Regions from separate parts of the Homo sapiens genome. Here region 1 is linked to region 2. The links are chromatin contacts, found by Hi-C in ENCODE. All regions are on one chromosome and are shown on one strand. The core of a region is the stretch at or near the end of the contact, and the rest is flanking DNA. Distances in the headings are between cores, read along the strand shown.

Region 1 (4,011 bases), core at 700-3,199, 1.2 Mb after region 2:
CTTGCTGCCTTAACACGACTTTGTCTCCAAAGGTGTAAGTGTTTTCCTCTGAGTTCCTCGGTCAAATTAGCCAGGGCTGCTCCACAGAGGTGGCCTTAATTGGATCTAATTTCCTAGACAGGAGAGGCCATCTATCATGCCGACAAGTTCACGTTTAAAACTTTTTAGAGATTAATTTCTTCCTCGCCCTGCCAATTACTTGACACCACCCTGGCAGGGAGTGTGGCTCGTTGGGCAGACCTTTGTGAGTCTTCCATTCCTGGCCTCAGCACCTAAGCTGCCCTGTCACCCACCCCCAGCTCCCTGCTCAGCCCCTGCACAGACCAGAGGGCAAGCCAGTGTGCCACAGAGGGAACTGTCAGGGTAGAAGCAGTCCTAAAAGCAATCTGGTCCAGCTGCCTTGTTTTATGGTGGAAAGAACCAAGCACAGAGAAGTTAAGCGACTTGGCCCAGGTCACACAGCTCAGGCAATGGGGATAAAAAGATGGATAGCACACAGGCCCTGCCCGTGGAGAATGCTCACGGTCCATTGGAAGAAAACAGTCATTTTCTGAGTGTTGGGAGCCTCACCTAGAATTACTGTAGCCTCACAACGGCTCTGCATGGAAGTCACACTAATCTCCATTTTATAGATGAGAAAACTGAAGCTTCAAAGAATTAAAATTCTCCAAGGCCAAGCGTCTGGGAAGGGCCATAATCAGAATTCAAATCCACATCTCACATCTTCACCACGTGGGTGCTCTCCCATGGCTGATGCAAGATAGTAAATGGCCTGGCTGCTGTGATTGCTGAAGTCTGCTGGGACTGGCTCACCCTGCTCCCAAGAGCTAGCGAGGCACTCAATTGTGAACTCCATATTCAATACCACCAAGTTGGTAGCTTAAAATGGGCCCTGGTGGGGCTATTTACACCAAGGAAATTGGCAAATGCCTTTTTTTTTTTTTATTTTGGGGAGCCAGTTGTCAAACATTTACCAGCACGCCACTATCAGGGTGATGTTTGCATTTCAGTTACACCAAAATACAAAGAAAGACCAAATACAGGCGAACAAGAAATGTTGTTTAATTGTTCAGATTTAGCACACTAAAACAACTCGAGGCAATGTAATTATGCTCTTCACAATGTAATTAGGAAATTATTTTATAACTATTAATTATCAATGCACGATAAGGTTGGATAGGTTGAACTGTCCAGTAATGAGTCACAAGTTAGACGCATGTGAACACCCGGTGTTTTTATTTCCTGTCATTGTATTTCTGTGACTGTATAAATAAACAGTGCCTGGCACTGTTCTAAGATTTCCATGATCTTAATTAAATTAACCCCACAATAGCCCTATGAGGTAGTTCCTATTATGGTTCCCTTTGGACCCTATGAGGAAACTGAGGCACAGAGGATTGAAGTAACTAGCTCCAGGTGAGAAAGCCAGTAAGATAATGTCAAAAGTCTAAACAAGAGGTGATCTGTGACTGAGCTTAAGGCCTAATGGCCCTCCTGCCCTGTTCTCCAGCCCCTAACCCCGAGAATCAGCCTAGATTTTCCCACATCTGCAAATATTTCCTCCTCATGGGGTTATGTTGCCCAGCCCTGGGGAACCAGCTCCCAAGGCACAGGAGCTCTCCCGTCTCCCACTGTGAGCACCAGCTCAGGAACACATCCAGGCCGCCAGATCATGGTAGCTTGCTAACATTTCTCGTGCAAGTTCTCACCCTCTCTCCTTCCCTCGCTCTCTCTCTTCTTCCCTCCCTCTCTCCCTGGCCCACCCAAACCCTCTCACGCACCCACTTCTCTCTCTGGCAGGGGAAATCACCACCACGTCTCTGCTTGACCGAGAGACCAAGTCTGAATACATCCTCATCGTTCGCGCAGTGGACGGGGGTGTGGGCCACAACCAGAAAACTGGCATCGCCACCGTGAGTGCGCTCCCCTCCCGTGCCCCAGCTCCCCCTCGCCGGCCAGGCTGCTGCTCCCTGCTTGTACCTCTGGACCCCCGTGTCCTGAGCCAGTGTGAGGCTTTGTGAGAATGAGCAAGGGGGCGAAAATGAACCCATCAGCAGCAGAGGTCAGCCCCCGGGGCCACCACAGCTGTGGGGAAGAAAGGCATCACCACCAGGAATGTAGGGGCACTTGGGAGGAGCAAAATGAAATACTTTCTCTCCTGCCCCTAAAAATCCAGGAGGGCAGGTGGCAGAAGGCATGAGCCCCATAGGCCCCTCCTTGCCTTGGTGCCTGTCAACAAAGCAGAAGCAGGCATTCCTGCGAGGAAGAGCAGCTCAGAGCAGGAAGCAGGGCCCTGGAGGGTCCCTGGGGGCTTGTTCTCCCCCATCTAATGTGCCCCAGAGAGTAGAAAGCTAGAGGAACGAAACGTGGGGGCCTCGAATGAGCTCTCGGCTGCAGAAGTGAAAGGGGAAGTGAGAAGCCCTCTGTGGGAGAGGAAGCGGGAGGACCAGCTGACAGTCACTCCAGCCACCTCCCCTCTTTGTTCCCCATTCGGTTTCTTTGGCTCACCCTCAAAACTGTGGCCCTCACCCAGTCTGCAGCAGCCACCCCATCCTTACCCAGCCAGAGAGGCTGGAGACGGTATCGCGTGGCCAGGGATTTGATGGAAAAATCCCCAGTGCCCTACTCTGTCAAGGGAGGCTCCTACTAATAGGAATCAGAGCCCTATAAATAATGTACCTGGTGGCAGGTGAGCAGGGAAATTGCTTGGCTTGTAGCTGAGACGGGGAGGCTCAAGGGATTCTATTAGATCCCCCACCCTGTCAGTCACCTTCAGCCAAGACTGGAGGCAGGGATGGGGGAAGCCCCAGGTCACAGCAAGGATTTCAGGGCTTATCACATCCATTCCACTGCCTCCTGATGGGACAACACTGGAACTCTCTCTCCTGAAGCGGCCTGGCTCCTTCCTGCCCTCGAAAGCCCAGGCTCTGCCCAAGGCTCCCAAGGTTGGTGGAGCTGGCAGAATTAATGCGAAGATTGCCCGTGGGCATCTGAGCACTTTTCCCCTGGCAGGCCCTGCCCTGGCCCATCTCAGCTGGGTGTGTCTCCCAGCGCCCCTTATGGCTTCACAGGTAAACATCACCCTCCTGGACATCAATGACAACCACCCCACGTGGAAGGACGCACCCTACTACATCAACCTGGTGGAGATGACCCCTCCAGACTCTGATGTGACCACGGTAGGTGGTGGCAGAGCAGCAGAACTGCCAGGCGGCCCTTCCCAGGGGTCTGTGCCCCTCCCACTGCGATTCCAGGGGGCCTTCCCCTATGGGGCTGGTGGACTCTGTGTCCCTCTGAGCTGGCTCTTGCAATAGAGTTCTAGCGGTTCTCCTGCATGGTGAAAGGCAGTCAGAGGTCAAGGGAAAGCCCTCATCCGGCCTCCAGTGTCAGTAGGCCTCAGGCTTTGTCAAAGGGAGCTTCAGGCAGCCCAGGGACAGTGGCAGGGGAGCTCTGGCCGGTTCCGCTTGTGAGCCACACGTGCCCTTAGAGCCCAGGACTCTGGCCACCCCCTCTGGAGAGCTCCCACCCCTACACTGCACAAGCCCCAGCTCCACCCCAGCACCTGTCTTTCACTGCTGTGCCCCTGCAGTCATCCATCTGGGTCACCTCCCCCACGGGCTGGCCCCCACGGCTGCCCAGCAGGGGTTTTGTTCACCTCAGGAATTTTCTGGCACAGGTTTGCCAGGTTTGCACAGGCCCCTGTGTGTGTTGTGTGCTCATGTGCAGGAATGTGCACAATTCAGGGTGCAGAGGGGAGACACGGTCAAAGCCAGGGCATCTCCAGCGGAGACCAGAATCCTGGGGAAACTGAGGAAGCCCAGGTCCCACCCCCACACCATCTGCTCTGCTGGGAGGTCCACATTTTTCAGCCTTCTCCTCCCCCACCCTGTACACCACGTGGCCTTACTTGAGGAGGCTTGTCCCCACATGAACATCCCCACTGCCACCCACCCAGCCCTGTGGGGGACATGAATCCTGGCAATTGACTGAACACCTGGGATGTGCTCTGAG
Region 2 (4,449 bases), core at 689-3,188:
CCTAAAGTGCTGGGATTACAGGCGTAAGCCACCATGCCTGGCCTAAAATAATCTTCACAAAATATTCAAGTAGTAGCTTCATAGAAAGTAAAATGTCAAAGTCCCCTTTCCCCTCCTTCCCCTCTCTCTGGTCCCCGTAGGTAACACTGTCAGCAGTGTGCTGAGTATCCTTTGGTCTTTTTTCTGTACCTCTACATGAATTTGTGTGGTTTTTTATTTTTGGGGTGTAAATGAGCTCAAACTCGGTCCATGGCTGTGGGGCCTGCTTTCATCCGGCCATGTATCATGCAGAGGGACCCCACCACTGCCATGGGAGTTCTGAGCACATGCCCTGAGCTGGGGCTTGGCGAGGCTTTGGGAGAGATGGGAAGAAGTCTTCCTGGAGGTGGTTAATTTAGAGCAGGTTCTGGAGAAGAGTAGCATTGGATCAAAGGGGATCAGTCTGTCCAAAACAGCCTCTGTCGTGACCCGTCCCTGGGGTCTGGGTGGATGTATTCTGCTGCTGGGGGTCTGGGTGGATGTATCCTCCTGCTGCTGGGGGTCTGGGTGGATGTATCCTCCTACTGCTGGGGGTTCTGGGCGGATGTGTCCTTCTGCCGCTTCACCAATGACCCCGACTTGGCTGCCGCTGGTGGGGGCTTCTTCCCGTCTCTCTGAAGTGTCACTGGAAGGAATAGGCCCAGGAGAGGGCAGTTCGTTGGGTTGACAGAAGAGGGACCCTTGGGGAGTTGCCCCTTGCCAAAGTCTCTTTAGGCAGCCTGTAGGGGCCTCCCAATAGCTATCTTGCCCAGCCTACGTGGGTGGAGGATGGGATGCCTGTGGCCTCTGAGGAAGGGGCTGCCTGGGCTCAGATTTTCACCCTCCTGGCCCCACCCCAACCCCAACCAATGAGACTGCAGCCAGTGGGGTCCCAGGTGCTCTGAGTCTTATGTCATGCTGCTTTCCTTGACACTGCCATCGATGTGTAGATGAACCCCATCCCCTGCATCCTAAAGTTGGTTGTTTTCATTGTTTTTAAGTTTTCCCTAACTTAACAGTACAAAGTAGTGCCTTAATTGTAAGACATGGGTTCTGGGAGATAGGAATCCTGTGTGGTGGTTCCAGGGCAGCCACTTGCTTACCCAGGAAGGGGTTGTCTTGTGACTTGGGGTCTCATCCTGGGCTCAGGAATCCTGTAGGGGGAGGGGAGGACCTGGCAGGGAGCTCTGCATAGGTGGGTTTGTGGATGTCTCCCTTTCTGCAGCTCAGTGCTGCTCAAATGTGGGTAATACGTGGACTTCCAATTCACAGCCCTATTGAGATCTAATTCACATGCTGTACAATTCACTCATTTAGTAGCTTTTAGTACATTCAAAGAGCTGTTGTCTCACCACAGTCTAATTTTACAACATTTTCATCAACCTCAAAAGATACCCCAGTACCCATTGGTAGTCACTCCCCACCCCCAGCCCGCTAGCATGCTCTGTATCTCTATAGATTTGCTAATTCTAGACATTTCATATAAATGAAATCATACAACATATGGGTTTTTTGTAGACTCCCTCTCTCTCTCTTTTTTTTCTTGAGATGGAGTCTCGCTCTGTTGCCCAGTCTGGAGTATAGTGGCGTGATCTCGGCTGATGGCAACCTCCGCCTCCCGGGTTCAAGCGATTCTCCTGCCTAAGCTTCCCGAGTAGCTGGGATCACAGGCACCTGCCACCATGCCCAGCTAATTTTTGTATTTTTAGTAGAGATGAGGTTTCACCGTGTTGGCCAGGCTGGTCTTGAACTCCTGACCTCAGGTGATCCATCTGCCTCGGCCTCCCATAATGCTGGGATTACAGGCATGAGCCACCACGCCTGGCCCTCTCTCTCTCTCTCTTTTTTAAAGGTCTCACTCTGTTGCTCAGGCTGGGGTGCAGTGGTGCAATCACGGCTCACTGAAGCCTCAACCTCCTGGGCTCAGGTGATCCTCCCTCCTCAGTCTCCTGAGTAGCTAGGACCACAGGCATGTGCCACCACATCCGGCTAATTTAAAAGTTTTTTTAATAGAGACAAGGTCTTGTGTTGCCCAGGTCTTCAACTCCTGAGCTCAGGACTCCCTTTTGAAAAACAACAACAAACCCCTCACTTGCTGATTGACATTATTCTTACTGTAATATAACTGAAATGTGTATAAGACCAGGCATAAGCACCTTAGACTTAAAGTTTTTACAAAACTATTAAAAAAACAGGAAATAGTAGTAAAACCAGAAAGCCAACTCATTTCCAATGAACAATTACTTTAATTGGAAGGATGTTAACTGCACCTACATTGCCAGCCTTGGGTTGATGGTAGAGAGCTGTGCCCTTGGGCCTCTCCTGTGTTCCCTGCCTCTGTTTCTTGGGCCTGTTGTATAGGGAAGTACTAATAATGTTGGGCTGATGGGACGGGTTGGGGTAATCAGACCTCACATTTAAGCCTAGACTACGTGTGAGCAATCCCTGAATGTCTGTTTTAATGGGGTATTGCCCGATACTCGGAAAGCTGGCTTGTTTGATTGAAGATAAGCATGGAATAGTGGCATTATTGAAATCTGCTTGTAGTGGCTCTTAAACCCACTTCTTTTTTTTTTGGAGACAGAGTCTCGCTCTGTCGCCCAGGCATGGTGCGATCTGGGCTCACTGCAAGCTCCGCCTCCTGGGTTCACACCATTCTTCTGCCTCAGCCTCCTGAGTAGCTGGGACTACAGTCACCTGCCACCACGCCTGGCTAATTTTTTGTATTTTTAGTAGAGACGGGGTTTCACCATGTTAGCCAGGATGGTCTCGATCTCCTGACTTCGTGATCCACTTGCCTCGGCCTCCCAAAGTGCTGGGATTACAGGCGTGAGCCACTGTGCCCAGCCTAAACCCACTTCTTGTAGGAATCAGGAATTTGGCACAGAGATGGGCTTTACTCACTTCACACAGATGCTGTCAACATGCACATGGTCCTGACTGCTAAGAGGCTGGGCCTTTGAACTGGGCACCTCCAGGCTGCCATGGGCTATGGGGTGGCTCTGTTCTCCCTCCCCACCTGCTTTTTTTTTCCTATTTGAATCACAACCTTTCTTTGTGCTGTGTGTGATGATATCATTTGGCCTTCATGGAGAAGGAACTGGATTGTAAACACAGGAGCAAACTTGAGGCTCAAATTGTAGGGCACTGCTTGCTTATGAGATGGTTATTCAGATGACCAGGGGATGCTCTCATTACTTTTTGAAATGACATTAAAATAACCCTTTTAAAGTGTACAGTTCAGTGACAGTACATTTGCAATGTTTTGCAACCATCACCACAAACATTTTCAGTTCCAAAACATTTTCATCACCCCAAAAGGAAAACTCCATCCATCCATTAAGTAATCCCTCCCAGTTTCCCCTCCCCCAGCCTTGGCAACCATGGATCTGCATTCTGTCTCTGGATTTACCTATTTTGGATAGTTCATGTAAGGGGAATCATGTAATATGTGACCTTCTGTGTCTGGCTTTTTTCACTTAGCATAGTGTTCAGGGCTCATCTGTGTTGTAGCAAATATCAGTACTCCATTCCCTTTTATGGCTGAGTAACTTTCCATTGTATGGATAGGCCGCACTTTGTTTATTCGTTTATTATTTGATGGGCATTTGGGTTGTTTCTACCTTTTGGCTATTGTGAATAGCTGTTTGGCTGCTATGAATGTTCATGTGCAAGTATTTGTTTGGATACTTGTTTTTTATTCTCTTGGGTATATACTTAGCAGTGGGATTGCTTGGTCATATGGTAAGTCTTTGTTTAACTTTTTGAGTTTGATGTTCTGGAATTAGACAGCGGTGATGGTTGCACAACTTTGTGAATATACTAAAAATCATTAAGTCATATACAGACGGTCCCTGACTTATGGTGGTTCCACTTATGCTTTTTCAACTTTACAATGGGTTTATCTGCGTATAACTCCGTGGTAAGTCAAGGACCTCTTTACATCCTGCGATTTGTATCACTCTACCATTGTAAAGTTGAAAAAGTGTAAGTGGAACCATCGTTAAGTCAGGGGCTATCTGCTGTGTTACCAGAATTAAATGCATTTTTGACTTTTTTTTTTTTTTTTTTTTTTTTTTGAGACAGAGTCTTGCTCTGTCACCCAGGCTGGAGTGCAGTGGCGCAATCTTGGCTCACTGCAGTCTCTGCCTCCTGGGTTCAGACAATTCTCCTGCCTCAGCTTCCTGAGTAGCTGGGATTACAGGTACCTGCCACCACGCCTGGCTAATTTTTGTGTATTTAGTAGAGATGGGGTTTCACCATGTTGGCCAGGCTGGTGTAGAACTCCTGACCTCAGGTGATCCACCTGCCTTGGCCTCCCAAACTGCTGGGATTACAGGTGTGAGCCACCACCTGGCCTTGACTTATGATATGTATAATTTATGATGGGTTTGTCAGAATGTAACCCCATGATTACATCAAGGAGCATCT

The links. A loop is a pair of places that touch in the nucleus more often than their neighbours do. Pooled maps may share reads with other maps.
Region 1: a loop to region 2 is called in a pooled map, with 5 times the contacts of the local background. The contact joins two enhancer-like sites. A Hi-C loop is called at or near these places in 2 of 37 single-sample maps with no recorded cell type and 3 of 50 pooled maps.

What each region holds. Positions count from the first base shown.
Region 1 is chr10:71,692,347-71,696,357 of GRCh38, forward strand. CDH23 (cadherin related 23) reads left to right here. Exons shown (of 70, transcript NM_022124.6): 21 at 1,801-1,913; 22 at 3,072-3,179. Among named protein-coding and RNA genes, the nearest start is that of C10orf105, 25 kb to the right of the region's middle. RefSeq lists an enhancer at 1,707-1,776. Within about 2 kb of position 1,950, at least 17 of the 41 ENCODE cell types and tissues checked have a DNase peak (open chromatin) inside an H3K27ac peak, as active enhancers do.
Region 2 is chr10:70,488,378-70,492,826 of GRCh38, forward strand. The region is part of intron 1 of PALD1 (phosphatase domain containing paladin 1); the gene reads left to right. Among named protein-coding and RNA genes, the nearest start is that of PALD1, 12 kb to the left of the region's middle. RefSeq lists a silencer at 1,846-1,945. Within about 2 kb of position 1,939, at least 2 of the 41 ENCODE cell types and tissues checked have a DNase peak (open chromatin) inside an H3K27ac peak, as active enhancers do.